Linked DNA regions of Homo sapiens: region 1 is linked to region 2. A link is a loop called in an ENCODE intact Hi-C map of the cell type or tissue named here. Cell type or tissue: heart right ventricle. All regions are shown on one strand. Links, peaks and the distances in the headings refer to the core of each region. The heading gives the core; the rest is flanking DNA. Region 1 overlaps LOC105373456 (a long non-coding RNA gene). Region 2 overlaps LOC105373454 (a long non-coding RNA gene).

Region 1 (16,215 bases), core at 4,485-12,484, 310 kb after region 2:
CAGGGCAATCAGGCAAGAAAAAGAAATAAAGGTATTCGAATAGGAAGAGAGGAAGTCAAATTGTGTCTGTTTGCAGATGACATGATTGTATATTTAGAAAACCCCATCATCTCAGCCCAAAATCTCCTTAAGCTGATAAGCAACTTCAGCAAAGTCTCAGGATACAAAATAAATGTGCAAAAATCACAAGTGTTCCTATACACCAATAACAGAGAGCCGAATCATGAGTGAACTCCCATTCACAATTGCTACAAAGAGAATTAAATACCTAGGAATACAACTTACAAGGGATGTAAAGGACCTCTTCAAGGATAACTACAAACCACTGCTCAAAGAAATCAGAGAGGACACAAACAAATGGGAAAACATTCCATGCTCATGGGTAGGAATAATCAATGTCGTGAAAATGGCTGTACTGCTCAAAGTAATTTATACATTCAATGCTATCCCCATCAAGCTACCATTGACTTTCTTGACAGAATTAGAAAAAAACTACTTTAAATTTCATATGGAGCCAAAAAAGAGCCCACATAGCCAAGATAATCCTAGGCAAAAAGAACAAAGCTGGAGGCATCACGCTACCTGACTTCAGACCATACTACAAGGCTACAGTAACCAAAACAGCATGGTACTGGTACCAAAACATGTATATAGACCAATGGAACAGAACAGAGGCCTCAGAATTAACACCACACATCTACAACTATCTGATCTTTGACAAACCTGACAAAAACAAGCAATGGGGAAAGGATTCCCTATTTAATAAATGGTGTTGAGAAAACTGGCTAGCTATATACAGAAAGCTGAAACTGAATCCCTTCCTACGCCTTATACAAAAATTAAGATAGATTAAAGACTGAAACTTAAGACCTAAAACCATAAAACTCCTAGAAGAAAATTTAGGCAATACCATTCAGGACATAGGCATGGGCAAAGACTTTATGACTAAAACACCAAAGGCAATGGCAACAAAAGCCAAAATAGACAAATGGGATCTAATTAAGCTACAGACCTTCTGCATAGCAAAAGAAACTATCATCAGAGTGAATAGGCAATCTACAGAATAGGAAAAAATTTTGAACTCTATCCATCTGACAAAGGGCTAATATCCAGAATCTACAAAGAACTTGAACAAATTTACAAGAGAAAAACAACCCCATCAAAAAGTGGGTGAAGGATACGAACAGACACTTCCCAAAAGAAGACATTTATGCAGCCAACAAACATATGAAAAAATGCTCATCATCACTGGTCATTAGAGAAATGCAAATCAAAACCACAATGAGACACCATCTCATGCCAGTTAGAATGGTGATCACTAAAAAGTCAGGAAACAACAGATGCTGGAGAGGATGTGGAGTAATAGGAATGCTTTTACATTGTTGGTGGGAGTGTAAATTGTTGTGGGAAGTCAGGGACCCCAAACGGACCGGCTGAAGCCATGGCAGAAAAACGTGGATTGTGAAGATTTCATGGACATTTATTAGTTCCCCAGATTAATGCTTTTATAATTTCTTATGCCTGTGTTTACTACAATCTCTAAACATAAATTGTGAAGATTTCATGAACACTTATCACTTCCCCAATCAATACCCTTGTGATTTCCTATGCCTGCCTTTACTTTAATCTCTTAATCCTGTCAGTTGAGGAAGATGTATGTTACCTCAGGACCATGTGATAATTGCATTAACTGCACAAATTATAGAGCATGTGTTTTTGAACAATATGAAATCTGGGCACCTTAAAAAAAAACAGGATAACAACAATTGTTCAGGAAATAAGAGAGATAACCTTAAACTCTGACCACCGGTGAGCTGGGCGAAACAGAGCCATATTTCTCTTCTTTCAAAAACAAATGGGAGAAATATCACTAAATTCTTTTTCTCAACAAGAAACATCCCTGGGAAAGAGAATACGTGCCTAGGGGTATAGGCCTATAGACGGCCCCCTGGGCATGCCCGTCTTTTATGGTCTGTAGACTGTAGGGGTGAAATAGACCCCAGTCTCCCATAGCACTCCCAGGCTTATTAGGAAGAGGAAATTCCCGCCTAATAAATTTTGGTCAGACCAGTTGCTCTTAAAACCCTGTCTCCTGATAAGATGTTATCAATGACAGTGGTGCCCAAAACTTCATTAGCAATTTTAATTTCACCCTGGTCCTGTGGTCCTGTGATCTCGCCCTGCCTCCATTTGCCTTGTGATATTCTATTACCTTGTGAAGTACTTAATGTCTGTGACCCACACCTATTCGCACACTCCCTCCCCTTTTGAAAATCCCTAATAAAAACTTGCTGCTTTTTGCAGCTTGTGGGGCATCACGGAACCTACCGACGTGTGATGTCTCCCCCAGATGCCCAGCTTTAAAATTTCTCTCTTTTGTACTCTGTCCCTTTATTTCTCAAGCCGGCCGATGCTTAGGGAAAACAGAAAAGAACCTATGTGACTATCGGGGCAGGTTCCCCGGTAGTCAATTAGTTCAACTATTGTGGAAGACAGTGTGGCAATTCCTCAAGGATCTAGAACTGAAAATACCATTTGACCCAGCGATCCCATTACTGGGTATACACCCAAAGGATTATAAGTCATTCTACTATAAAGACACATGCACACATATGTTTGTTGCAGCACTGTTCACAATAGCAAAAACTTGGAACCCACCCAAATGCCCATCAATGATAGACTGGATTAAGAAACTGTGGCACATATACACCTTGGAATACTCTGCAGCCCTAAAAAACAATGAGTTCTTGTACTTTGCAGGGACATAGATGAAGCTGGAAACCATCATTCTTAGCAAACTAACACAAGAACAGAAAACCAAACACCACATGTTCTCACTCATAAGTGGGAGTTGAACAATGAGACCACATGGACACAGGGAGGGGAACATCACACACTGGGGCCTGTTGGGGGGAGGGAGGCTGGGGGAGGCATAGCATGATAAATACCTAATGTAGATGACGGGTTCATTGGTGCAGCAAACCACCATGGCATATGTATACCTATGTAACAAACCTGCACGTTCTGCACATGTACCCCAGAACTTAAAGTATAATGAAAAAAAAAGCACTAAAGAAAATTTATGGAAACCTAGAATTCTATATCCAGACAAATAAACTTCAAAAATGAAGGCAAAATAAGGACATTTCATATTATGAAGAAAATTTTTATTTACAGTTCCATGCTAAAAGAAATAATTAGAATTCAAAAGGTCAGATTATTGATTTAAACCCAAATGTATAAGAAATTAGTTAAATCTGGACTCTGAGGTTCCCTTTTCAACTTGCAAAATATGTGCATGCAGCTTGAGTGAGAAATTAACCTTTGTTGTTTTAAGCCTGTGATTTAAGAGGAGTTTTTGAATCAAGTAACTAGCCTGTACTGACTTACAAACATTGGTGCATGTTTTTTTCCCCCTCATTGGATCACTTTTTTTTCCTGCCGTTTGTAAGTTATGCTCTATGCCTATGCTTTCAGTGATTACTCTAGTTTCTTAACTTGCATATTAACAAAGTTTCAAACTTTAAATTCTCAAACTTTAAAATACATTCAAATAATCTGGGGATCTTGTTATAATGCAGATTCTGATTCAGCAGATCTGGGGTGGGGTCTGAGAATCTGGATTTCTAATAAGCTCCTGAGTGATGTCAAAGCTTCTGGAACAAGCTTGGAGTAGCAAGGCATAAATTACTTAAATTGTCTTATCCTATCTTCCAACTAATATCTAGCTGTTGTCCCATATTTTAGTTGTATTTCCCCACAAATTAAACATGATTACTTTGACATAGTATTTGTTTGGATTAACTCACTATTCATAATTTCTTTGCTCACTATTCTTTCCTGCTTCTTCTTTTCTTTCTTTTAGAATTTCCTTTAGTGTAGACATGTTGGTGGTATACTTCATATTTTATCATGCCAAAAAATGTTTTAATTTTATTCTCATTCTTGAAAAAATAATTGCATTGGGCATAACATTCAGGGCATTGCATTGTCTTCTCATGTCCATATATACTAATGTGAAATGAGTCGTCTGTTTAATTGATATTTATGTGATGTGTTCGTGCTGTCTACTGGCTTTAAGGACTATTTTTCTTTGATGCTCATGGCTTCACTATAATATGTCTTTGTGTGAAGTTTATTTCATATTTATTCTTTTTCGAATTAATTGGGCTTCTTGGATCTGAGAACTGGTGTCCTTCGTGGGTCTGGATAATTGTCAAACATAATGTCATTAAATATTGGCTCATTTTCATTCTATTATCTCCTTCTAAAACTATAACTAAATAATTGTTGGCTTTCCCCACTCTCTGCTCTGGCTCTTAATTTCTTTTTCCTATTTTCTATCTCTTTGTCTTTCTGGGTCACATTTTTCACATTATCTTTTAAATCTATTTTCTAGGCCACTCAATGTTGTCTACTTTAATCTTCTATTTAACCTATCCAGTATGCTTTTAATTTCAACCGTTATAGCTCTTCATTTCTAATATTTTATTTGCTTCTTTAAAAAATATCCCTACAATTTAAAAATTACATTTATTTTTTGTTTATATTTTTATGCTTCTCTATTTCTTCAAAGTAAATAAAGTTGTATATTCTCTGGTCATGACAATATCTGATATATTCAGTAACCTGACTCTCCTGCATTTCATTCAAGGTGCCTTGTTTCTGTGTGTTTTTCTATTTTTCAGTGAGTTGCTCATTTTCCTTGGAACTTTATCTGTGGGAATTCTTTGAAACCTGGGTTGAATTACTATTCCTCTAGAAATGATTTGTGTTTGCTTCTGCCAGTTTCCTGGGGGGGCACTGCTGGCCTAGGACCACTTTAAATTAAATTGTCCATTTGAGATTTTTCAGACCTCACAGGTGGCATAAATTTGGATGGCAAACCTGTGAAGGGTCTGTGGAGGTTATAAAATCTCAGGATGAATTTTTCCCCTCCACTAGTGCCAATGCAGACTGTAAAGTTTCCCTGCTCTTCTATTCTTGGCAGTGGTTTATTTCTCATTCAACCTTCTACAAAGAGTATAGGCCAGTGGGATTTCAACTTCATGCATGGGTCTCCTGTTAGACTCCCCACCTGGGGCAAGCCTGGCCATTTTGCCCTGTCCCCTGAATGCTATGCAGTTTTTATGATGCAAAACTCTTTGTGTCTTGGACGTTGGAACACATTTGTCTTCCTTCTTCCTTTCCTTCAGATGCCTAGTTGCTGTGGTCTGAAGGTTTATGTTTCCTCCAAATTCATTTGTTGAAATCTCAACCCCCAAACTGATGGTGTGGTATAAGGAGGTGGAGCCTTTCGGGGGTGATTAGGTCATAAGGGTGGAGTCCTAATGAATGGGGTTAGTGCCTTTGGAAAGAAGCCCCAGAGAGATCCCTCACTCCTTCTTCCATGTGAGATTATAGTGAAAAGATGGCCATCTAGGAAGAAGGGCTTCACCAGACACCAAACTGACCAAATCCCTTGATCTCAGGCTTCCATCCTCTAGAACTGTGAGAAATACAATTCTGTTGTTTACATGTCAGCCAGTATATGGTATTTTGTTACAGAGGTTCGAACAGACTAAGATGCTTTGGAGACCCAAGGAGGCATTTGAGGAAGGTCTATTGTATGGTGAGAACACTTAGATACCTTCTACCTATTCCATGTCACCCCACACTGCTTTACATTTCTGGTCTAAGATTTTCATGGGAACATTACAAGGTGATGAAATCCATTTCAGTCTGTTCTCAACTAAATCGCAATTATCAGGAAAATAGGGGCAATGCCTTAAGTATAATATGTTTTGCCAACACCTCCCTGCACAGTTCATAGCTTGTTATTTCCACGTAGTACCTTTTTATTACATGTCCAAAAGGACATTTAAAATGATTAACATTTACACTAACATTATTACTCATCTATCTGTTAAGATGTGGAAATAAATAAACAGAAATATTGAATTTATCTAACAACTGGTTAGTACTAGCTTGATCGTTTCTGTATTTGGGTACCTACAAACTCCCTGCAGAGACATCAAATTCAGTTTCACAACTATGTTTCAGAATGTTATACTCACCAGAGTTAAACTTCCCTCTCTGATTTTCTATTCTCAGCCATCCACCCAAACCGTAGATGGAATCAAAACTAGATAATCAAGTGGAAGAGATTGAAGATGTGTGTTCTGAGAATGTTCCCAGAGCATTCCCTGTGGTTGAGATCCACAGATATCGTTCATAACCTCATCATGCTGGGAGGGTGGTGGAGGCCCTCCTCAGGGCAGAAATTGAAGCCCAGAAAAAGGGTTGTGGTCAGTTCCAGCACAATTCTTTATCATGCTGAGGTCAGGCCAGTCAGGTCCTCCATAAGTCATGGGTTAGGCATGCGCTTTGGACCCAGGCCGCCCTCCAGCTGTCTCAAGAAGCCCGCTGGCTGGGCCCTCTGTCACTTTTCTCCAGCAGGCAGTCCACCAGGCCCCTCCTGCGCTGCTCATTCTTCTGCAGCTTGATGTCAGGTCCCGATGGATGGCTTGAACCCTGTGTTGACCCACTATATATCCGAACTCCCCCTTCCTCTATCCTGACAACATTTTACCACCACCAAATTTCTCAGGGTGAGTGCCAAAATAATTCTAGATGTAAAGAAACAACATTTTGGAATCATTGTAAATTTATCTCTGGTGATACTTAAAATTCATGTTATTTCAGAATAAAGGGAGGAAATGGACACTCAGGGGCTGCTTCCACAGTGTTTCTTTTTATTGGCCGTCGTCTCCAAAATCTCTGATTTATTGAAAGTCCCTCTACTCATCTATTTCATATCCTTAGGGATGGTGCTGTTCTCTTCTTTCCAGCCTTCCTGGGAGATGATTTTTTCCCCCTACTTTTTATTTCTTGTTAAATCTGGGAAGCTTTTCTTCTCTCATTCCAACCCACATTCTTTTCTTCCTGTTCTTTGTTGCTGCATGCTAGTAAAATGGGAAAAGTGTTTCTTCCACCCAGTGAAATGTTCTAATGGCTTAGAAGACAGACTCCAGTATGGAAATCAAGTTTTGGGCAGTTTATTTTCAAGACCCTGGTTCTGTTTGTCACACCACCCCTCCCTTTTTTAAAGAGTTCAGCATGATTAAATGGAGTTAGCTAGCCTGGGCTTGGGAACCCATAATCTAGATTCTGTTCCTTGCTCTGTCATTAAACCAACTGTGTGGTTTAGGTCAGATTATTTGTTTATTTGGTTAGTCAGTTTTCTTATCTGTAAAGTGTGTAAATTAGTACCTACCTTATGTGGAAGTTTTGAGCATTAGAGATGTTATTGAATTTAGACCAGTGCCTTACAAATAGAAAGGACCCAATAAATGTTAACAATTATTATTATTGTTTATTCATATATTCACTCAAAAAACATTAACTGTGTGATTGAAATTGTGGCAATGGTGATACCTCATGATTACAGTAACTTGGAGGTGCCCCAGGGCCCTGCCTGAAGCACTCATTGCTCTGAAAGGAGGGTGATTTTCTACTAACATAGTCAAATGCCTTGAAGTTCTGAGCCAAATGACCATGAAGCTTCTCTTGTTTAAAACACCACGACCCCCCAACCCTCAGACCTAGTAAGGAATTCCTATGTCGTTAGTTCCCCTCATGTATTGCTTCTGAGGCTCTTAGGCCAGTGTGTCTGGGAAAGTTTCAGGCTGGAGGCATCAAGGAGTATTAATGTGCAGATGTAGGATCTGTCAAGAATACGAGCTGTGGTGCAACAAAAACCACCTGTGTGGCTTGTGATGTTTTGAAACAGAGTGCCGGAGAGAAGGGGCCCAGGGCCAAGAAAGGAAAACGGAGCTGTGGATTTGTGTGCAGCTCAGAGCAAAGCTTAAGAGCAGGAGGCGGAGGAAACTGGTGGTACTGCCACTGCCCCACCCCCCTGCCGATGTCGGTGTTGCATTTGTATGACTGATGGGCAGTGCATACATAGGAGAGAATGGGAAAGTTCAGTGTCACCTTTGAAACTTAGAGGATGAGTTATCTCAAGGAGTGACTCCCCCATACCACTTACATCAGAACATAATAAAAAGTTTCCAAACAGTAACACAAAGCCATCCACGACTCGCCAGGACCTAAGCTGCATGTCCTTCAGACCTTGGGAACAGTAAATCTGGAAGGCAAGCAGTTAGCCTCCCAATTAGAGAACACTAGCAACGGCCATCTCCCACTACTCTTCTGAGCTTGCCAAAATCACAACAAGGATGCTGCCACAGGCTTGGGAGCAGAGCCACTGAAAACAGGCAGCCTAGTGCCCACTGGTGGCTCCGCTTCCATGGGCTGGAAAATGAGCGGCAGACTGATTGGCTGGGCTGTCCTATTTCCCTCACTGAGAGAGAACCTTTGCCAAAGCAGGCCTCATGGCTCTACTGATTGCTTTTCAGAGCCATGAGTTAAAACATGGTTTTTCTGTTCCTAATTTATGCCATGAGAGCCTGGAGTGCGACTTAACTGGGAGCTCCGCGATGGTGGAAAAGCAGCTACTGAGGTCCTCGGTGCTGGCAGAATCCTGGAGCCAGCAACTGCAGTTCAAAGGGCTGCAAAAACATGGTTTGCTGAATGAAGGGTGAGCCTACAAAATAGTTTCCCACCAAGTGACACAGGAATACGTCCAGCAATGTCAGGAGCAGGAATATATTGTGGACATTATCCAGACCAGCTTTCCCACCTACAGTGCTATCAACGTCCATTCTCCCAACACTGCAGCATTTCCTTCACATCTCTCCTAACCTGCATGAGGCCCTCCAATGCCCCCAGCTTTCTGTCCACCGCAAGGGCAATCTCATCTGATTTCCTGCACTGGTTGATGAAAACCCATATAGGCAGGAGAGAAGGAGCAGGGTGGGGAGTGTAGACAGCACCTGATGAGAAGCGAGAACTCCCCACCTGTGACTGGGGTGAAGAATTGAAGATAGCACAAACTGTAGCATTTAGCTGGAATGTAAGTACATCGATGGAGAGATGCATTACAAGTATTTTTTGGTCTGACATGAACAATTAGCAACACAGCGGTCTTGAGAAAATGCAAAATTGTACTGTGAAGAAAATTTATCTGTTTGCTTAAGTGGAATATTTGCTTTTGCTGAGAGAGAGAAGCCTGTTTTCTCCCTTGGATGTGCTAATTTTAAATGATATTGATTGTATTATTTCATTTGTGTCTCACAACAATTCTGTGGAGTAAGCACGGAAGATTATATCATGTTCATATTTCAAAGGAGTGAATTGTAATGTTCAAACCCATGTACATCAAATTAGCAGAATTGGATTCTGACCCCCTTTTTCTGACTTCAAACCTTGTGTTCTTTTCATTTGAGCTCATATTTATTTTTATTTACTTAGATGCCTAAACCCCAGGTGTTCCTAAAATAAAACATAATAAATGCTTATTTTAGACACAGGAATATTTTGTGTGGGTGCTTGTGTGCATATGTTTATTTTTCTATTTTTAAGGCACATTTAACATTATTTGGTTTCACTCAAGCTATATAAAATGAGGAGGACTTCTAGCATCCCTCTTGAGTAAAGAGATACTAAATATATTTGAAAGTAATCTACTTGAAAGGAAATAAAAGCATAAAGAACATCTGATTTCTAAGCAATATTTCTTCAAGATATGCTTTCATTATTTTAGGAGAAGGAGAATAACAAGCTAAAGTAAGAATCGTCTCAAATTATTGTAATCTGTTCTTGAGAGCTGTGTGCTGTGGAATGATTACTGGATTAAGAGAGGTTTTTGTTTGGCTCTAACTAGCTGTGTGGCCAAAACGAACTGGCCAAATATTTGTCTGTCTCAAAAGTTCAGTTTCCTTACCTTCAAAATCAAGAGATGGACTTAAAGATTGCAAATGAATTGTTGTGAACCTCCCTGAGGTTCCTAAACCAAGAAAGTATTTAAAATACTGAGTTACAGCTTCAGTTCAATAGGCATTTATTGAGAACCTACTTCCTCTGCATGTTTCAGGCAGCATGTTACACTCTGGAGTTTCAGGGATAAAAACCCATCTCTTTCTCTGGTTGGTTTCTATGGGATTGAATTTTAACCCACCATCTGTGTTTCTGTGCTATTTCTTTGTATTAGGATAGCCTAGGTTATACTGCAGTGACAACACCCAAATCTTGACAGCTTATCACAAGAAAGTTTGTGTTGACTCCACACAGTTCACAAAAGATCCAGATGAATCTACAGAACCTATCTTCCATGTGGCACTTCCATAATTCAGAGTATTCCTGTCTACGTTCTTAATAGGAGACTTCCACACTTGCAGAAACAGGGAAAACAAGTCCATTGTTATTTCACGTTTTCTCTTCTGAGCTCTGTTCTGGAAGCAACATATGTCAATTCTCACAGTCCCTTGGCCACTGTCACATGACTCCACTTAACTGTAAAGATATCTTGGAAATGAAGTCTATCTTGTCTCCAAAAATAAGAAGACAAATTGAGATTTGTGACCACTAGTAAGGCCTACCACATTGTATCTATATGAGAGTCACGGGAAGAGGCTATAGGCAACCAAACAGTAGCAGAGTAAGAACCAAAAGAACACATGGTTGGAATTGGAACAGTTTATGAATTCATGTGGGCTGAAATGGTCAGGGAGGCAAAGCTAAGCTGGATCTTGAAACATGAGGAGGGGCTGGAAAGAGGAAGGGGAGTTCCAGATAGGACAGGACACACAGGTTGGTTTCAGGGAAAAGAACAAAGCAGGTGAGTGATCTTCAGGTCCACTTAGATTAATGATTCAGCATAGACTGCATTTTTACTAGTGCTAAATTATGCAAAAGAAATCAAGAAATGAAAGTAGGTCAGGAGACAGCAAAAATCTTATGTGGAGATGTATCCATACAAGACTTCAGTGAACATGGATTGCCTGGGAAAGCTCTGATGAACCATCTTTAGGGTATTGATGGCTTCCTCTTTTTTTTTTTTTGAGATGGGGTTTTTCTCTATCACCTAGGCTGGCATGCAGTGGCATGCGATTACTGAACTCACTGCAGCTTCAAACACCTGGCCTCAAGTAATCCTCCCGCCTCAGCTTCTCAAAGTGCGCTGGGATTACAGGCATTACGCACCATGCCTGGCCTATTGATGCCTTCTTGAAAGGTGTTTCCAGTAAGCCAGAAGGATGCCAAATGTGCCCATCAACCTATTTGGCCAACTCTTAGAGAATCTGTTTTTTTTTTTTTTTTTATTTTGAGTCAGGGTTATTGGAGTATAATTTACATTCAATAAAATTTACCCCTTTTATGAATAAAGTCCTATGGTTTTTAATAAAATGCATGCAATCACGTGACCACCAGATCGTTGAAGATAGTGAATATTTCTATCACTTAAAAAAGTTCCCTTACCCTTCTTTGCAGTTAATATACTTTTTTCACACCCAGCCCTGGCTACCGCTGTTCTATATCCTTATATTTTGCCTCTTCTACAATATCGTATAAGGGGAATCATACAGTATGCGAATTTTTGAATGTGGCTTCTTTCATTTAGAATAATGCATTTGTGGTTCATCCGTATTGTCACATGCATCAGTAATTCACTTCATTTTATTGCTAAATACTATTCCATTGAATGGATGTTCCAGTGTGTTTATCCATTCACCAGATGAAAGACATTTGGGTTGTTTCCAGTTTTTGGCAGTTATGAATAAAGCTGCAATAAACTTTTCCATCCAGATTTTTATGTGAGCATATATTTTCATTTCTCTTGGGTAAATACCTAGGAGTGGGATTGCTAGGTCAAATAGCAAGTGTATGTTTAACTTTCTTATTGCCAGACTGAATTCCAGAGCAGCACAGCTTTCCTTTTAATTCCAGCTGCTGCTTGCTCTCATGATGCACTGAGGAAGTTTTTAAAGGTAATGATATCTAATCCTCTTATATTCACAAATTTCACAATTTACTGAGCACCTTCTATGCAGTGTTTTATGTGATTCTTGTAGCATCAGAATGGGAATGATGTCAGATTCAGAGTCAAATGACCTGGACTAGGCTATTCCAACCTTACATAAATACTTCAACTTTTTAGGGCCTCAAATTCTTTATTTGAATAATGGAAATGATACTCATAAGGCCATTATGGGGAACATTGTGATCAAGAACTTAGATTTTAATGCCAGTCTTGTGTTTGACTTCTAGCTCTGCCACTTATTGTCTGTTATGTCAGGCAAGTTGTTTAATGTATCTGAGCTTCATATAAAATGAGAATAACAATAATTATTTACTGGATTATCATAACAATTAAATGAGATATGTGTTAAGCACTTAAAAGAGTAATCCCTGTGGGATAAATGCTTCATAAATAACTGCTATGGTTATTATTGACAGTATTATTGCTATAGAGATGGTATGCCTGAGAGCATTCTGCAGACTGAAAGGTACTATATGAAAGCAAACCAGCCAGGCGCGGTGGCTCACACCTGTAATCCCAGCACTTTGGGAGGTCGAGGTAGGTGGACCACCTGAGGTCAGGGGTTTGAGACCAGCCTCGCCAACATGGTGAAACCCCATCTCTACTAAACATACAAAAATTAGCCAGGTGTGGTGGCACGTGCCTGTAATCCCAGCTACTCAGGAGGCTGAAGCAAGAGAATCACTTTAACTCGGGAGGCGGAAGTTGCAGTGAGCCAGGGTCACACCACTGCACTTCAGCCTGGGCAACAGAGTGAGACTTCGTGTCAAAGAAAAAAAATAAAGTAAAATGAAGAAAAACCATCTGGCATATTAGGATTCAATATATACAATATTAGTGACACTGTCAGTCATGATACTTCAAATTTACTTGGACTCTATTTCCAGAACTCTATCTGGCTCATAGTATCACCTCTTTAGAATCTTTCAAGGCATAGCTGAGAATGGTGGTATGTGCTTATAGTCCCAGCTACTTGGGAGGCTGACTGGGAAGATGGCTGAAGCCTAAGAGTTTGAGACCAGCCTGGACAACATAGCAAAACCCTGTCTCAAACAACAACAAAACCACAGACACAAAAAAACAAAAAACAAGGTCGGGGCAGGGGTGGAACTTTTAAAATAATTTGTCCTGTGAATAGAGCTTGCAAAGCTATAATACCATGCCCTTGTTTTTCCTCATTCCTTACTGTCTGATTTCGCATTCATTAAGATAGAATATGATGGCCATGAAGGAAGAGAACTCAGCATTAATGTCATAACTCATCTAAAAACACGTTGTCTAGGGATCACCTGAGCTAAGGCATTTTGCGGGGGGGGGGGGGCATTATTGGAACCCTTTTCTTCAGGATGTTTGTCCTGCTCATGATGTCACCAAGACCGTACTTGGAGTGTGGCATTATAGTTATCAAGGCCAGTTCTCTAACCTGGATGACCCTTAGGGGCTTGAATTGAGGTATATGGATTTTTTGTTATGTGCTTGTTAAAAGTGGCTCTAAATGTGCACACACATTCAGTGCTGAAGGACAATTTGGAGTTGCCAGCCTGTTGCTGCCTGACTAATTAAAAGAACTGGGCACATGTTGCTCACATCATTAGATGAAACTTGGTCACACATCTTCTATGGATTTGTTTATTTTTAAATTTTATTTTGAAGTAGCTTCAGCCTAGCAGAAAGTTTGCAAAAATATTACTGAAAACTTCTGTATACAATTTACCAAGATTCATCAGTTTTTAACATTTCACCGTATTTGCTTTATTACAATCTTTTAATATATGTGCGTACATGTGTGCACACTCATGCATGTGCATATTTTGTAATTTTTCTGAACTATTTGAGAATAGTTTACATATATTGTACTCCTTTACCTTTTAAGATCTTCATATGTATTTTCTAAAATAAAAAGTTACAAACTTATGTAACCACTGTACAGTTACCAAATTTAGGAAATGTAACAATAATACATTTTTTATTGCATCTGCATTGCATATTCCGTTTTGTCAATTGCACCAGTCATGCCCTTAATATCCTTTTTCCCTCCATTACTATATTTCTGTCATCCTTCTTCCACAGTGAGAGTCTTGGCTCGCAATGACATCAACACATTTACTCTATTCTACAATAGCAAAATTAGTTTTAGAATTGCTGAACCCAAATGACTATATATTAAAAACATACTCGGGAGTTGCAGATTTGTTTTAGTTCAATTTCCTAGACTGAAGTAATATATTAACAATACTGTCTTCTATAGTTGCTTGCATTCATTTTATTTTTTCTTCAGTATGATTATTTTCTTTTTCTTTTTTTTAAATTTTACCTTAAGTTCCGGGATGCAAGTGCAGAATATGTAGGTTTGTTACATAGGTATACTTGTGCCATGATGGTTTGCTGCACCTATCAACCCGTCAATCTAGGTTTTAAGCCCTGCATGTATTAGCTATTTGTCCTAAGCTCTCCCTCCCCTCTCACCCCAGCCGCCGACTGGCCCCGGTGTGTATTGTTCCCCTCCCTGTGTCCATGTGTTCTCATTGTTCAACTTCCACTTATGAGTGAGAACATTATTTTCTTCATTTCAAATACAATTGGATTTGTTTCTTTTGCATTTAGTTTGAGGTTTTCCCTACCATCTTTGTTAATTTTATTTTTTACTATGTGGAATACTACTATGCTTCCCAAAGTCCAAACTACAAAATTATACACTCAGAGGAGTGTCACCCCTTCATTCCTGCTCCTCTGCTATCTAGGTGACAAATTTTGTTTATTTTAACCCTTCTCATGTTTCCTTATGTTAAAAAATTAGGTTTATATGTATTTTCATATTCCCTTTCCCATTTGCATAACAGATGACCTATATAGTCCTTTCACTATTTCTTTATGAAGACCCTATATAATACATTGTATATAACATGTTGTTGGACCCTGCCTTCTGCCCTGTTCTTGCTGTGGATTTATAACACCTTCATATTGTGGCTATGTAGAGAAAAGATACCTCTGAAGCCTTTTTTCTGCACTCCAAGGCTTAACATAGAATTGGCCTCTCATAACCTTTTTTTATATAATTGATCTGATTATTGAATGGAACAAAAGGACAGCACTGAGCTATAACAGCGCATACTGAACTGTGATCACCATGACTCTGAAGTTGAAACCCTGCAGTCTTACATGAAAGACTCAGCTCCTTCTGTTATTCACTCATATGGATCTTACACAGCTGCCACCCGGAAGTACTTGATCCTCATTCTAACATGTTTTCCAAACCTTTAAGAATTTGAAATTCCATTTTAGTTGTCCAGAATTCTCTTTCCACCTTTTATGCCCGGTCAACATTTAACCATCTAGTTAAAGGTGAGTGATTTGTCTAACTTACTTGTTAGATAGCTCTCGTTAAACTGCTCTGGCAAACTTAGTATTTCTATAACAACACTTTAGAAACATCTCAACTATAGCACTTTTTGGCCTGTATTGGAATAATTGGTTTACGTTTAGTCCCATAGCCTCCGCTATGAGATTTTGAGTTCCCTCGGTATCAGGACCCTTCTTTATCTCCAGTGATTAACACAGTTACTGCTTAAAAATTGTTTGAATAATTTAATAAATTGATAAGACCTTTCCCCACTTTGAATCTTAGTTTATTTTGTATGTTTAAAAAAGGGTCTACTTGAGATTCTACAGTATTCATTTCAAACTCTAACAGTTTGAAATCTAGAAGATGAGATACCTCTCTCTTTCATCTTCTAGCATTCTTTATATATATACATATATTTCTTGTTTATTATTTGTTTCTAGTTTATTATGTATCTAGTTTAAATATATATGTGTGTGTGCATATATATATTTCTCCTTGACTAGATTCACCACTGACAGGAAGGGGGCGCCATTTAACAGCCTGTGGAGAAAGAAAGTTTTTGTGACTTCTTTTATAGAAAGGGATGGTATTATTATCCTAGCTGAAATTGAAATATATTTTATTCTCCTCTCTGAAATGTCGATTTACTTAACATTTGACATTGGAATTGAGAAAAAAGCCAAGGATACCTCATCTAAGCTCCTTTGCAAATTATGCACAGCACTGATTATTCTCCTTCTAAATTTCATGTGGGTTTATGAAAGGTAACAAAGAATAGTTGATAACTCTTGATATAACAGAAATGTATTAATACATATCATGTATATGACTATGGGTGGATGTGTGTGTGCATTAATTACAGTGTAACATCTGGAATTTGGGGAGGGTTACTTTTGAGCAAAAACTGACACCAAAGTGTACTTACAATGCCTATGTCTACCAGGATAAG
Region 2 (16,215 bases), core at 3,791-11,790:
AAGGGTCTTCCCTTCTGCCACATAATCATGGACTTAAGGGCAAAAAAATGTAATTCTCCTTGGTCAGCCAGTTGGAGACATTTTGAAAGTTGGATGTGAAAGATTAGCCATATAAAACTTTGTATGGAACACTTAGAGATTAGATCATCTGGCTCATTTTATATATTGCTGTCTTCCTAACTGGTTGGAATCTTCAGGGAGAGAAGTTTGGCTTTCTTTTTCCTTTGAGTAGCTGTTTACAAAACATAACTTTGATTTAAACAACAACTCTAGCTCCATTACAACTGAGAGAGAGGAATTTCTAACATTTTAAAATCTAGAAATGGAAACTTACATTTCTGGTTAATTGGCTTAAAATGGGAGTCAGTTACTCTATGTCATCAAGGAGCAGATAGGGGAGAAAAACAAAGGAGGATCAAGTCACCACTTGGATTGATAACCATGCTGGCTGAGGATGCTGTTAACTTCCTGGGCTCCATCTATGATTTTTCTCTTTATGCAACTCTTTTCTGGGTTTCTATTTGTCACATTCAGAAATCCCTGCTTTCTCTCCAACTCTCTTCCTTGCCATGTATGTCTGGCACACCCAGAAGAATTAGGGGGTAATAGTAACAGAATTATTATTCAGGCTGAGACTGTTTCCTTTTTCTTCTTCTCAAAATGAGGTGTCCGAGTGTTTGAAAAATTTGGCCAACTGTTTGGATAGACACTCTTGCAGTTTATTGTCCCTCATGAGGCCACCGTGAACATTTCTGGGGCATTCTGAGGTACTCTGACTGCAATCAGAATGTCTTACGTCTATCAGCTTGAAAATAGATCTGTAGATGTAACTTGAACTTAGAATTCAAGACAAAGTTACACCCGTATTTTCTTTGTCTTGATTTCTTAAAGCCTGCATATGTAATCACGGATACTGCAGGAGTAGGAGACATGCCTGTGCTTGAGTGCCTCCTGAGATGTTTCACCCCAGGTGCCTCACCCATTTTGCCCCCGTTCTCTTCCTGCTAAATAGGGCAGGAAGCTCCTCACTGAGATCTAAAATGAGCTGGGCATGAAGATTGTATATTAGCTTCCTAGGGCCGCCATAACAAATTCCTACAAATTTGGGGGCTTCAACAACAGAAATTCATCGTCCAATTGTTCTGAAGGCTAGAAGTTCAAAATCAAGGTGTTGGCAGGGCCATGCTTCCTCAAAAGACTCTAGGACAGAATTTTTCCTTGTCCATTTCAGCATCTGGTGGTCCCAGGTGTTCTTTGGTTTGTGGCAATGTAAGTCCAACATCTGCCTCAGACTTCAAATGACCTTCTCTCTCTGTGTCTTCTCCTCTTCTCATAAGGACAACATTGTATTAGATTGGTACAAAATAATTGCGGTTTTTTGCCATTGCTTTCAATGGAAAAGACCACAATTACTTTTGCACCAACACAATATTTAGGGCCCACCCAGGTAATCCAGGATGATCTCATCTCAAGATCTTTAATTTAATTACATCTGCAAGGCCCTTTTTACAAAGCAGATCACACAGACTTCAGGTGAACACAGCTTTTGGGGACTCACCATTCACCTCAAGACAGATTGGAATCAAGAGATTGAAATCCAGAACTTCAGACCATGAGATGATGATTTGTGAAGGATTATTTATTCAACATGTCTTTGCTGAGTGCTAGCTCTGTCCCCAATACTATGGTCTTGTTACAGTAGGTAACTAGACAGACATGAGCAGAGCAGGAGAGGGCTCCCCTCGTCCCCACCACCACACGCACCAGGAATATCAGGTGACCATCAGGTGATGGTCAGGCGGTTGTTAACTGCCTCTCTAAAATAATAATTGGTTGCAGTTGGTGCCAGGGAAAGGCAATGTCTTAATAGATAGGAAAAACCTGAAACTGGCAACCAGTAGCTTCCCAGTAAGATCTCAGGAGCTGGGTGAGTGGGCTCACACATGTTTGCTAAGAGGCAAAATGACAGAGTTTAACTGGTATATCACCTCCTAGAAACATTTGACTTGTCAGGAAAGAATGCCTCTATGGAGCGTGTGTACAACTCCAATAAACACACCAACTGAGCTTGCTCCCCTCCCAAGTGCTAGTAGGCCACTGTGCATGCAGACAGCCCACCCCAACAAAAGACCCCGGAAGTGTGCCAACGTATAAAACCCCAAGTCAAAGGTCAAATAGAGCACTTGATCTCTCAAGTTGCCCGCTTGGCCCTCTTCCAAGCATACTTTACTTCCTTTCCTTCCTGATCTAAAGCTTTTTAATAAACTTCCATTCCTGCTCTGAAACTTGCCTCAGACTCTCTTTTTGCCTTATCCCCCTCTGTCCGATTCTTTCTTCTGAGGAGGCAAGAACTCAGATTCCTGCAGGCCCCTATGGATCCACTGCCACTAACAGCCTCCAAGTGAGACAAGGTTGAAGATGGCAGTAATGAAACTGACATGATTTTGTCTCACATCTCCTTAAAACAATACCAAAACAAAAATATTTTAGCTACACTCTCTCAAGGGACTTAAAATCTATTGGGAGAGAAAGACAAAGACAAGTCAACAGAACGTTTGATTCAGGGTGGTGAGTGCTAACGAAGGCACACAGCATTGGTTTTAAGAATAGGGTGGCTGATGGCGTTTAACTCAGTGCAGTGTTCAAGGAGCTCCAGCCCAATCGGTGCCTTGGCATGATGTGTATTTAAAAAAATATTTAAGAACAAAAAGAAGAGGCTTCAATTTTTAAAAATATGTTCAGTAAAAGTACATTTGATGTGGCCAAATAAATCACTAATGACTGAAGTTGGTGAAGTAATGAAGCAACGAATTTTAGTCACTCTAAAATCAATCTCAGCAACACATCGCTAAGTATTCAAATTCTACCCATCCTGACAGGTCAAACTCAGGTTTACCTTCTAGAAACTCTTCCAGACGACCAGAACCAGTAAGAATCACACAATTCTGATTTCATAAGACTCCCAAAACTATGTTGGCGTTTCTAAGCCAGCTCCTGCCTGGGCCTCTTGTCTCAGTATAAGGCACCACTATTCAATTCCACAGCAAGTTCTGTAGGCCCGACTGCCAAACATATCTGGATTCTCTCCACATCACTAGTAGCACCTTGTCCAAAACAACATGATTTATTGCTTGAAGAATTGTGTTATCTCTTAACTAGTCCCCCTCCTTCTATCCCATTCCTTCCACCATCTATTTTCGGCAGAGCAGTAATTATGATCTCTTGCAAACATGAACAATGTTAATCATTTGCCTAAAACTCTCCAATGTCTTCCCATTGCACTTGAAATGAAATTGAGGCACCTTACCTTGACCTAAAAGGCTTTATATGACCATGTCCCTATAGACCTCTCTGAAAATTTCTTCCATCCTTCTCCTCCTTGCAATATAAGCCCCAACCACAATGGCTTTCTTTGTGTTTTCTGAACAAATAAGGTTATTGTTAGCCTTAGGGCTCTTGCATATGGTTTTCCTGCCTGTAAACACTCTCGTTTATCTTAACAGGTCTATCTTTGCAGTCTTAGCTCAAGCATCACTTTCTCAGTGAGAATTCCTCCAATCCTTTAGTCTAAATTACTCCATCCTCACTCATCCTCTATCATTCAAGCACAACCATGCCACTCTTCTCCATTTTCTTTATTGCTCTTAACAACTAAAATCATCTTCATTTATTGTTACTTGTTTATTATGTATCTCTTCCCCACACAGACACTAGAATATAAATGTCATGAGAACTGGGACCTTGTCCGTGTTTTCACCATTGTGTCCCAGTGTCTAGATCAATACGAAGCACACAATAGATGCTTAACAAATATTTATTCAATGACTGAATAACAAATGCAGTGTTGTCTCTCTCTCTCTCTCTTTGGAAACAGCATCTCACTCTCTGTCACCCAGTCTAGAGTGTAGTGGTGTGATCGTAGGTCACTACAGCTTTTTTGAACTCCTGGATTCAAGTGATCCTCCAGCCTCAGCCTCTTGAGTAGCTAGGACTACAGGCACATGCCATCATGCCTGGCTAATTTTCATATATATATATATATATATATATATATATGTATGTATAGGTATATGTGTATGTATGTATTTGTAGAGACAGGGTCTCAATTTCTTGCCCAACTTGGCCTCAAACTCCAGCTTCAAGCGGTCTTCCTGCCTTGGTCTCCTAAAGTGCTGGGATTACAGGTGTGAGCCACCATGCCCAGATGCAGTGTTGTCTCTTGTTCTCAATTGCTTAAATATATTAATTGTGGTCTTTTAACTCCATAAGCTCCATGAAAGAAGACATCATTTTATTGTTCTCCACACATGTAGTTGCCTTCAGCAAATACACATTTAGCTGTTTTGGAAAGGAGAATAAGGAATGGTGTTCTAGGATTTCTGCTGAATACCTTTTGGGTCCCTCTTGTGTTTTAGAGTCTCTGTCCTTGGTCAGCTTTCCTTCGTTGTTTATTTGAAGAGATTAAGGCCATTTCTTGTGAGTGGTTTCTATTTCTCCTTTGGTAAACTCATACTGGGCCATCTAAGAAATCTAGTATGAGCAGGTCTCCCCCTTCTTTTGGCTCTCTGGTCCTGTGACTCTATTTCCACTTCTAAGTGTCTTACATACCACAGGAAACTCTATCTCACAACAGCTTCCAGGCTCTTATCTGTAGAAATAAGAAACAAACAAGTAAAAAAAAAAAGTAGCAGCAATGACTAGCATCTGCAAGAGTATACTGTGCTTTACCAAAACTTCAACTTTGAACTTCTAGAAATACTTACCAACTTGCCTTAATAGCCATCATCATTGCATTTATGGCACTTTGGTCCTGTCTCCCTATGGCCAAAGGAAGTTCTCTCTGTATCTCTTTTACTGTCAGTGTATCCCTGAAACCAGCAAGATTTGTGAATGATGTGCCTCAGGAGATTGCATTAGGGTAGCCTGGGTCAGACAGACTCTGCTCTCTGTGTGAAGTAATCCTATCTGTGTGTGCTCTGGTTTTAAAGTTGACCCTCATTAATCATGGCCTTGGTTCCCTTAGACATTCCAGAGCTGATCTATTCTCATTTTCCCGTGAGCAACAATCTATATAGACCCCCAAATACGTTATTTATTCCTGAAATGGCTTGGTCTGGCATCACCCAGCCCTTCTATAACCTCCTGTGTATGAAAGAGAAATGAATGACTTGGGCAACATCAAAGTGTTGTTTTACTTTCCATATAGTCATTAACTTTAAATGTTCCCAAACTAATAGTCCAAGACATTGTAAAGAGGTAATAAGTTCAAAGGAATATGAAACATAAAGCAGAACTCCAGAGTCATTTGAAAGTATTTTCTCTAAATGTGTGCAAGCTTTCAAGGCTGCTCGGCAAAGGAGCCTGGGTCGGCATGTTGGCTAGTGCTGAAAAGAATTTCCCCCAAGTGGAGTGTGTAAATGAGTTGCCAGGCCAACCTCCTTGAGAGCGGAGCCACGTCCTTAGAGGATCTGCTGTTCCAGAGAATGCGGCACTGAGCTGGCTCATTCCTCCTTCTATTAAAGGCTAATTTGTCTCTTTCTTTAAATCTCTTTCCTTGTTTGGATCTGGATGCCCTGGGTCACTTAGGGAGGGTTTGTCCATTGCTCTCCAAAATAGGGTGTCTCTGTATAAGAGAAAATTACAAAGGGATTAAGTTATATAAACTGAAGATCCAAGTTCCTGCTATAAAATCTCTAGTCATTGAATCAATTCGGGTGTAGAATAAAGGTTAGAGCCCTATATATTGTTCTGTGACATCAGAGTTAAAAAATAGTTTGTTTGAGCAGACAAATCTCATCCTTTGAAAAACCCACCAGAGAATGGAGTTTTTCCTTGAGCAGACTTGTTTAGGAAGCTGTCGTGGACACAAAGTGTTTCTGCTGTTGCTCGAACCTTCAGATTCTCATAATTTTTCATGGCACTGGGCAACTGTGGATTTTCATTCTAGCCACTCATTTGAGGCAGGGATTTAGTACCTAAAAAGAGCGTAGCTGACTTTCATTTCGAGAAGAAAAACAATGAAATGCAAGACAATTTTGATTGTTATGTCTTCTCTTTACATATTTTCATCTCCTCTTTCTTTGCATGCAGACTTATTTTTACGTACTCATAATCAGAGGAAGCCAACTGCATTTTGTTCTACTTATTTTCACTTAACATTATGCCATGGGCATATATCATCCTGCTATGTCATTTCCATAAGAGTTATTTTAATTAGTACTTCAGTTTCCATTGGATCTACTTAACCATTTACCTATTACTGGATATTTAGATTGTTTCCAAATTTTTCATTATTAATGATAACTCAGCAATAAGTATTTTTGAGCATGGATATTTGCCTTCTTTCAAGGTAATTATGTCAGAATGGAATCCCCTTATAATGGAATTATCAGGTGCAAACACATAACTATTTTTCTGGCTCTTTATACAAGCGTGTATGTTGCTTTGCAGAAGGCTTTGTTCAGTTACAGGGTTTACTTGCTATTGTTCAGGTACCATTTCACCACACCCACACCCACATTGGATGTAGTGAAGAAGGAAATATTAGGTATCCCAGAGACTTTGAGCTGTGGTAGGCACTGACCAAAACCAAAAATCATGACAAGCGGAATTCAGTTAAATTGAATATTATATACAGATACCACTTAATAGACATCTTGCTTTTATTGGGTTTTTATTATCATTTTCTTTCTTAAAACTAGTATGATTATAAAAGAAATATATGATTTATTATAATACATTTTAAAATTTGAGAAAGAATAAAACTAAAATAATTTATACTGCTGCCACCTGAATAAGACACCACTGATCTTGTGTAGTAATTCTGATTATCGTTCTATGCACGCATTTTAAAAAACAAAAATAGAATCAGACAGAATACATTGGATTTTAATCTGTTTTTCATTTAATAGCATAATATGAACAATAGACATGTAATGGACACTTTTGCCATAATAACAGTTTTAATGACTATTTAAATTTATTATATGAATATATTAAATCTCCTATGGTTAGCCGTGCAACTTATTTCAACGTTTTCTCTATAATAATTAATGTTGCAGTGATAATTACCATTCCAGTAGATATTTCTTAGTATAAAACTATGATAATATCCTAAAGTAAAGTTTTAAAATAGAATTTCAGGATTATAATGTAAGGACAGTTCTCAGCTTGTGCTGAATGTTTGCAGATTGCCCTCCAGCAATGCTGCCTTGCAGAAGTTGATGAGGTTGCCTATTTCCTGGGCCCTTACCAACATGGCATCACCATCAGTGTGAAAAGAATCTTTACAAGTTTGATGGACAAACATAATATTGCTTGACTTTACCATGCATTTTTGATCATCTGTGAATTTAGCCATCTGTTTCCTTATATTTATTTTTATTATGTACATTTTTTGTGTGTACTTATGTCCTTTAATCTGTTTTATCTATGGCTAACTTTGCTTCTATTTAAACCTCTAAATAGCCACAGAGAAGAGCTGTCTTGTTGTGAGCACTGAGTGACCTGCATAATGTAGGTATGGGGACATCCCATACCTGCTAGCCATTTTCGAACTGAGACTCTGGCCCTGAATCCCCTAAACTGCTTTGTGTTTCTCTCTGGCTTAACTGCATTGAATTAATGCTAGGTTTGAACATTAGAATGCAGACAATTCTGAATTTATTCTGGCGAGTAGCACAGATTACCCATGTAGAGTGTCAGTAGATGAGACCTGAACATAAACTTGTGCTAGATTATAAAAGGCCTTGAATGCTGAAGATTTTAGACTCTTCTGTCAACAATAGGGAGCCATTGAGGAATTCTGAGTGGGAGAAAAATATGAAGAAAATATGTGTTTTGGACAGTATCCAGAAGGTGGCGCCATTGTAACATATCTTCTGCCTAGAGTTTCAAGGATTTGAAGTTTGTAGGTAAAGCCCATGTGTGAAAACATATCTATTTACAAGTATTCACTGTGGACTGGACTGGGATGGTTCCTCCTCAAAGCCAAAAGAACTCTAACACAGCAGCTCTGTCCTTTGTTATATTATTCACTTCTCCCCATAGCCTGTTTTTTATTTATGTATATCTCTTGTGCCTCCTTGAAGACCTGGCATTTAGAGGGGAAGTTTGCACAAATGCTCACACCAGGGCTGAAATCTATAGATCCTGGAATAAGAACAAGTTTTCTGAGTTCCAGTTTAGTGCTTTCATATATGTTAGGCTATTTCTACTTATATTAAAAACTGTTTCTAGCAAATTATTTTGGGCCTATTTAATGAAGACTAGAGTAGTAACTTTCAACTCTGCAAAGTTGTGAAACTATCAGTGCAGGAGGAGAACTGGGTAGTGCACAACACACTAAAGTATGGTTGACTTCTTCCTTATTACCATAAGTAATAGTGATAAGTTCAAATGATTAATCATTTTCTTAACAATTAACGTCTTCTCACCAATTAAATGATGACAGAATATTAACTATTGGGTATCTTAGGATACATGAGCAAATTCAAGAATCCCTGCATTATTCTAAAAGGTACTTAAAATTTTTATTATGTTTTGTAGTTTGACTTAATTTGTTTGAAACTTCTCCATGGACATAAAAATGAAGATTCAGGACAAAATATGAGTTCAAAATGTTTTTCACGGAAACCCTCGATAGATCCACTCTGAAAGACAGAGAGGCACATGTTTGTAGTTGGGAATCTGGCAGGAAGGAGCTTGAGTTTTGATGGTCAAGATGTTTTGGTTCAGAAGTTAGAAAATAAATAATTCCTGAGAGGAAGGATTCTTCAGCTCTGGGCAGCTGATACGGCAGTAAAATAAATAGGCAGTAAAGCACACTTCCTGTTTTGAGAGTTCACATTTCATATTGGCAAAGAGCATCTCTTAAATTCAATCTCATGCTTCCATAAATAAACCTGGCACCTTTTTAAACGCTTTTCCATCTGCTTCAGAATGAGGAGTGCATTATTGAATACACCTCAGGGAGTCCAAGAAATGGGAAAAGACTACTTGTGAGGAACACACCATTGCGGTTGGCCTTGGCCCAGAGAAGCCATCGTGAGATTGCTTGAGTTCAAACCGTTGTAACAAGACCCTGATGGTGTTTCCCCACCCCCCTTTTCTTCTACTTGAAGTTGTCATAGTTGGAGCTTTGCACCAGAAGCTAGGAATGATCTTGGGTTGAGTCAGAGTTAGGCATCTTTGCAGATTCTTTGCTGTATTACCTGGGTAGTTCTCAACCAGCTTCTGAGATTTTGCTCCAGTATATTAATCCAGTTTCCTAGGCTGGGTAGAAAAGTCCATTATCCACACATAGTAGAGCCCAGAGGAAGAGGTCTGCTATACTGACTATAGAATAATTCCTGGAGTTTTCAGGGCTTGCAGTAATCAACTTGTACTCATCTAGTTGATAGTGAAAAGCATGAATTTGGTGTCATGAAGAAACAATTCAAGATGGAGTGTTCCTATTAACTGTGTGATCTTAGACAGGTAAGCAGATAATAGAATCCTAAGAGGTTTGTGAAGAGAAAGTGGAATAAAGCTCATAAAGTCAATGAGCGCACTGTCTGGCAACAAATAAGCAATTGTGAATAGTCGCTATTTTTATTATTCTACTTTCCCAGGTAATCCTTGTGAGCCAAGAACTGGGGACAATCCTGCCTGGGTCAGGTGGCCAAGAGGGGGAGTTATTTAATATCTACATTTACCATTTGAGGCAATTCTTATATATCTGATACTTTTCTAAGTTTTTAAAAATGTTATCTAATTTAACCTTTGCAGTAAATTTCTGAGCAGGTTTCTATATGTCCATCTAAACAAAATATCATAAATACCAATAATGTTGCCAAACCTAAATTGCCATTGGTTGTGTTAATAGAAAACATTTAGCAAATGAAATTCATTTATGTTCCTTTGAGACAGGGTTTTACTCTATCGCCCAGGATGGAATTTGGTGCCATGATGATGGCTTACTGCAGCTTCCACCCCCCGGGCTCAAGCAATCCTCCCCACGTGTCACTACACCTGGCTAATTCTTATATTTTTTGTAGAGATGGGGCCTCCCTGTGTTGCCCAGGCTGCTCTCAAACTCCTGGCCTCAAGTAATCCTCTCGCCTCAGCCTCCCAAAGTGTTAGGATTACAGGTGTGAACCACTGCACTCAGCTAGCAAATTAAATTTAGCAGTCTTTTATTTGAGCAAAGAATGATTTATGAATCGTGCAGCACTCAGAACCAGAAGAGGTTGAGGGACCTCTGCCCAGCAATGTGAACAGGAGCTTTTGTAGGGTACACAGAGAAGCCAAGTAGAGAAATCACTTGATTGGTTACTACTAGGTATCTGCCTTATTTGGGCATGGTGTGATGAGTTGGCTGCCTGTGATTGGCTGAAACTGAGCTGTTTGTTTTACTCCTAAATAACATTGCAGTTTGTTATATAGGGACCAAGTTATGGAGGCAGCCTCAGGCTAAACTTAAATGGATTTGACAGTTGTAAGGCATGTGCTATGGACTGAATGTTTGTTTTCCCCAAAAATTCGTATGTTGAAATTCCAATCCCAATCTGGTGGAAGGTGGGAATCTCCAGCAGGTAATTAGGTCAAAAGGGTGTAGCCCTGATGAATGGGATTAGTGCCCTTATAAGAAGAGGCTGGAGAGCTAGCTAGTGCTCTTTCTATCATGTAAGGATACAAGCAGAAGTCAGCTGTGTGCAATCTGGAGTAGAGCCCTCACAAGAACCCAACCATGTGGACACCCTGATCTCAGATTCCAGCCCTCAGAACTGTGAAAAGTAAATTCCTACTGTTTATAAGCCTTTCAGTTTATGACATTTTGTTATAGTAACTTGAGTTGACTAAGATGGTACTGCCACCTAAGGAAATAAAAAAAAAAAAGCCTGCCAATTATAACTGTAAGATGCTACTACTGTTAATAAGGCATATCAGAATTTCAGAGATTTTAAAATATAGGGAAAAGAATGTGGCTTTAAAGTAAATGAAATAGAGTAAGGAGTTTCCTTGACCTCATATGGAGTTAGTGGCAGAACCAGAATTTTAATTCAGGGAACTCTGTTTCAAAGTCAATGCACATTAGTTATATCAGCCTCTGTCAAACACCAAGTTCCAGTCTCTGGAGCAGCTCTGACCTCCTCTGAAAGTCCTGCTGTGCTAACTGAGGCAGCCCTTATAGTCTTCTAATTTGTATCACAGCCCACCCCACTCCCATCACCTCCAGCTCTGAGCTCCTAGAATATGGAAAGCCAGACAGATGCAAGCCTAGCTCACCAGCACTGGTGCCCAGCACTATTTCTTGCACCTAGTCTCTGGTCATTTCAGAGAAGAGTAGAAGGCAGAGGCTGCTGAGTGTTAGAGCTGACTGGAGTCCTCGAGAAATGGTGAGTATTCAACAAATGCCATCATGATAACATTGGTGGTATCATCAGGTCACATGCCTGCAATTAGATTGGATTTTGATTTAAGTTGGTTTTCAGCACGGTAAGATCCCCTTTCCTCTCACAGACATAGGCCTGCCTTTCTCTTTTTTCCTTGAGTATCTGGAGTTTTCAGTATTCTCGAGTTCAACTTGACTCTCAGTCATCTGTCTCAGATAGTGGTTTTCTTTCTTGACTTTTGTTCTTCTCTGAAACAAGTTGCTCAACTCTCTCTTTGCTTTTGATAAAATGACACAAAGACAGTTAGAACTTGGGTTGCAAGTTCCAAAATAGCATGTCTGAAGGTAAAAAATATATAGATTTTCTTACTCCAAAATCATGTGCTCACAGTAGCAGAACAAGTTGTACAGTTGCATTTCGTCTAACATGTGCAAATTTTACTGAAGTTGAAAAGTATAAAATTATACTGCCTCTCAGAGAAAATAAAACTAGATTATATCTAACTTCCCATTTTACCATTGGCCAGCACCAGGATCTTGGTAAGCTGGTTCTCCTTGCTGAGTCTCAATTTGTAATCAAGAGAGTTGAATTGGCTATTCTTCCTAATCTTTCTTTGCCAGACATTCTGATTCTCAGACATTTTTAACCTTACTGGTGTGGATATAGTTGTTACTTATTGTACACATTTTAACCATGAGGTTTACCTAGCACTCTTGGCTCCAGGTTTCTATGAGTCCACGCAGTGACCACTCTAGAATTCATTAGCCTTTGTGGTATTTATGTTGCTATTCAGTATTTGCCTGTTATTTTACTAAGTATCGACATCATTTCCTGGGGAAGAATTACGACTCTCTTTGAGAAGCTGCAGCAATGGTTCCTTTATTTGTACCCCATGGATTCCCTTTTATTGCCCTTCAATGTGCTTATGAAATGAAGCTCCAGTTATCCTAGTATCTCTCTCAGCCCTCTGAACTTGCCTTTGCTTAATTTTCATTTTAGATTTTTTCTGAGGATAAGGAAACACCTCACTTTTTAGTTATGTTCTTTAGAAGACTTTTCTTGATGAACTTGGTTATTTCAGTATTTGAGTCATCTTGGGAATTTCACCAGCTAACCATGTTGCAAGTCCCTTTGATTTATTATGAGGCTTCATCAGGCACATTTTCCCTTGCTCCCTACCTCAGTAGATTAATCCAAACTCATCTGCAAGGCTTGTTCAAGAGGCCAAATCATTCCCACTTTTTTGCTCCTCTTCAGGGCTGTAGAGATAAAGCACTGGTAGCGTGCCAGCCACGTCTAACAGGGTCAATCGGCCTATTTTAGCCTTTCTCAAAAGTTCACCCTGCCAGATGTGAGATTTGGGAGGGGTGGAAAAAGTGAGTCTCCTGGAGAGCATTCGTCTTCTCCTAGGACCTGAGTTCGGGCAAGTCTGTGGGGGTCAGAGGCACATCTCAGGCCATTGGATGCAACGCATGTATTAGGAAAGCATCTGCCCCATTTTTGAAGCAACCTCTGCCTGCAGCCTGTAACACGCAGGAGCATTAGTCCTTTTGATCCAAGAACTGCATCAAATCATTTTGACCCTTTGAGAAGATATGTAACCTGGGCCGAGTGGAGCCAGATGACTTTTTTTTTTATTACCACAGCATAAAGTAATATTAAGTGATTTCATGAGTTGTAGCCAGAACATCTGTTATTAAACATCAGAAATCTGATTTATTCAATTTATTCAGAAACTGGCAGTCAGCCCTCTCTAAAGTAATGCCTCGCCTTTGGGGCAAGAAGGTGTTACTGACCAGTTTTCCTTTGAGCTTACAGTCCTTTCCATGTGTCACGTGACTATGCTTCTGCTCTTTGAGAGATGTTCTCCTTATAGCAGGCAAGGAAGGACTTCCCTGGACAGAGAGCTGGCTGGAATGTGCCACATACTCTGCTGTCTCCAGGGCAGTCCGTCGACCCAGAGCCACATTCCTCTGGAAAGGTAGCTGGAGTGTCATGAGTGGGGAGCAGGACATCAAGGATGAAAGGTTTATATGTAGACCTCTGAGGGCAGGTGGGTCCATATTTTAATGATCAACTCCCCACAATTGGCCTGTTTTATCCTTAAGCTACCACTTCTGCAGCTGTATGTGGCATGTGTTCTATCCCATATGCAACTTTAAGAAAAATTTTCCCTTTTCAGATCCTTTATTTATCATAGATGACAGAGCATTTCTTTCAGAAAAGTAGGCCATTGATCCTTGCGACATCAACATTTTGCAAAAATTAAAGTAATAAATGGAAACTATGACATTCTACTGGTGGGACTTCAGGCTTTGATCTCCTTCTGGGTGTGTGTTGGTGGTACTGGAATAAGCAACAGAGATAAAATCATAAAATCTTTTGGAAAATGGACGCTTCCCCAAAGAATCAAGTTAGCCACTCATTTTATTTTTTTGTTCCATCGTTTTTTAACTTACACATTTATTCACTAATTACTTTATTTTTCAAATATTTACCTGTGCCAGTCATTGTTCTAAGCATTGAGAAATGGGAGATAAAAAAATAAAGAAGCAGCAATCCGTTAACTCAAGAAGTTGACAGTTTGATAAGGAAAGTAAGACACTGGCACGAACTATAAAGTAGAAAGTTATGAATCATAAAACAGTCACAGAGAAAGGTCTGTGGAAAGTTAAAGGGGAAAAGGAATAAAATGTTCACTGGAAGTTTCCAGGAAGGGTGTAATGAAGGATGTAGAATTAGGGCTGTGTCTTAAAGGGTAGGATGTTGGAAGAAAGAAAGGAGAGGCAGTGGTGATTGTAAAAGGAAGCAGTGGCTGGAAACAAGGCATGGCTATAGAATAGCAAGGGGCATGCTTGAGTGTTGGCAAATCTTCGGCTTCCCTAAAAGGCACAGTTCATGTAGAGGAATAACGGGAGAAGGTGAAAGACATGCTGAAGCCACATCCTGAATGTTCCCAGTACAAGGCAAGACCCTCAGATTCAGGAGGCTGAAGGATTCTGAGTAGGTGAACATAACTATAATTTAGGAGGATTAGTCTGAGACCATGAGTAGGATAAACTGACAGTGGAGAATCCCGAAAAAAAAAATGCAGCTGAGCAATGATAAAACTTCAACTGGAGCAGTTGGTTTGGAGAAGAAGGGGTGCATAGAGTAGATGTACAACAGAGGAATTGATCGGGCTTCAGAAGTTATGTGTTGTTATAAGAGGAGTATGGCTTTTGGCGTCAGAGAGACTCTAAAATGAGCTTTATTTTTTTCCTCACTCTTAGAGCTACCTGGAGTAACTCACAATTTGTCCAGACCTCCCTCTCAACCCTGTTGCCAAGGTTTGTGTATGTGTGATATTGAAAGTATGGTAGGAGGGGAGGGTTGTGATAATATATGTGAAAACACTTCATAAACTCTGAAAAATCCTAGGAAGTTCATTGCAGTTAAGTTACTACCTGGATCTGTGGGACAAATGGAAGGGAAGGATCTCAGATGGACCTTAGGTTTTGAGCCAACATGACTCTGAAGGTGGAGAATCACAGTGCCTGAAAAGGAAAGGAAGGAAAAAAGGAAAAGAGAGTCAGCACTCACCCATTGCCTCAGATTAAACTCCAGATGGATCAAAGACTTAACCATAAACTTGAAACCATAGGAACACTGAAGATATTTTATAATGTAGCAGTGGAGAAATTATAAGAATTCCAAGAAAGTTAGAAACCAAAAAGGGAAATATTGATCAATTTGGCTGCATTAGAAGTTACAATTTTTATATAACAAATGATAGTAAGTTTGAAAGAAAAATGACAGAGAGGGGAATGTTTGCCAGTCATATGATTGCCATAGTTAATTTCTGAGTACATTAAGACTTTCACATGACAATTAAAAATACAAACAGTCTAATAGAAAAATAATGTGAATTAGTAATTTATAAAATAAGAAATAGAAATGATCAATATACAAAGTAAAACATATTAAAACTTAACTAAGAAATTCAAATAAAATGAGGTGTTTTTTAACCAACTGTATTTGGTAACTTAATTAAGAAGATTGAAAATGCTATTTTTATGAAGTGTTGGGAAGCGATTACTTGAATGAACTATTGAAGTGGACATGAAATACAAAATACAATAGTCTTTCTGGTGTTCAATTTTAGGATACATATCAGTATATAAAAGGAATATACCCTTTGACCTGTCAAATTCACTTTTGGGAATTTAAGAAGATAAATATACACATGTGAAAATATGAATGAATGAATATGTTTATTGCATTATTGCTTAAATTAATAAAAAATAACAATAAAATATAGAATAATTTAGGTAAGTACATTTTGTTACACCTAAAATCTTTAGCTTCTAAAACTAGTGAAGTAGACCTCAATTTATTGAAATGTAAAGCTATGAACCACATGTTTTTGAGAGACGTGTGGCATTATCCCATTTATTAGAAATATATACATATATACATACATATATACAGTGTATATATATTTCTATACAAAAGAGAGGTCTAGAGGGATGTTCACCAGAATATTATCAGTGTATTTCTCTGGAGCATAAATCTTCTGGTGCATTTAAAAATATTATTCTATTTTCTATATTATTTCAATTTTGAAATAAAATTTTAAATGTTTGTTTTTTGCAAAAGCAATCACATTTTCAAATGAAATATATAAAATAAATTAAGAGAAAGAACCAAAGAGGTTGAGAGAAAAGAAGAGAGAGAAGGAGAAAGAGAGGGAGACAAGAGGGAGGGAGATGTGTTAAGATGCACCCACAAGGCTTTAGCCTATGGAGACGACTGAGTGATGACACAGAGAGGTCATTGCTACTAAAAGAAAAGTTTGTTA

The links. Hi-C counts contacts between places; a loop is a spot of excess contacts. Peaks named below come from ENCODE experiments on the same cell type or tissue, not always from the same donor. Only the 100,000 strongest peaks of a DNase experiment are listed, where the experiment ranks them.
Region 1: it touches region 2 in a loop (6-fold over the local background); 30 of 110 quality-filtered maps call a loop at or near these places.

The regions. Positions count from the first base shown.
Region 1 is chr2:18,734,317-18,750,531 of GRCh38, forward strand. All of the region lies in intron 4 of LOC105373456 (a long non-coding RNA gene), which reads left to right. Among named protein-coding and RNA genes, the nearest start is that of NT5C1B-RDH14, 150 kb to the left of the region's middle. In heart right ventricle, for the core only: a CTCF peak has its summit at 8,268 (motif pointing left); DNase peaks (open chromatin) are centred at 6,375, 7,785 and 8,260; H3K27ac peaks cover 2,404 bases.
Region 2 is chr2:18,427,770-18,443,984 of GRCh38, forward strand. All of the region lies in intron 4 of LOC105373454 (a long non-coding RNA gene), which reads left to right. Among named protein-coding and RNA genes, the nearest start is that of RDH14, 120 kb to the right of the region's middle. In heart right ventricle, for the core only: a CTCF peak has its summit at 7,881 (motif pointing right); no DNase peak of the experiment used is centred there.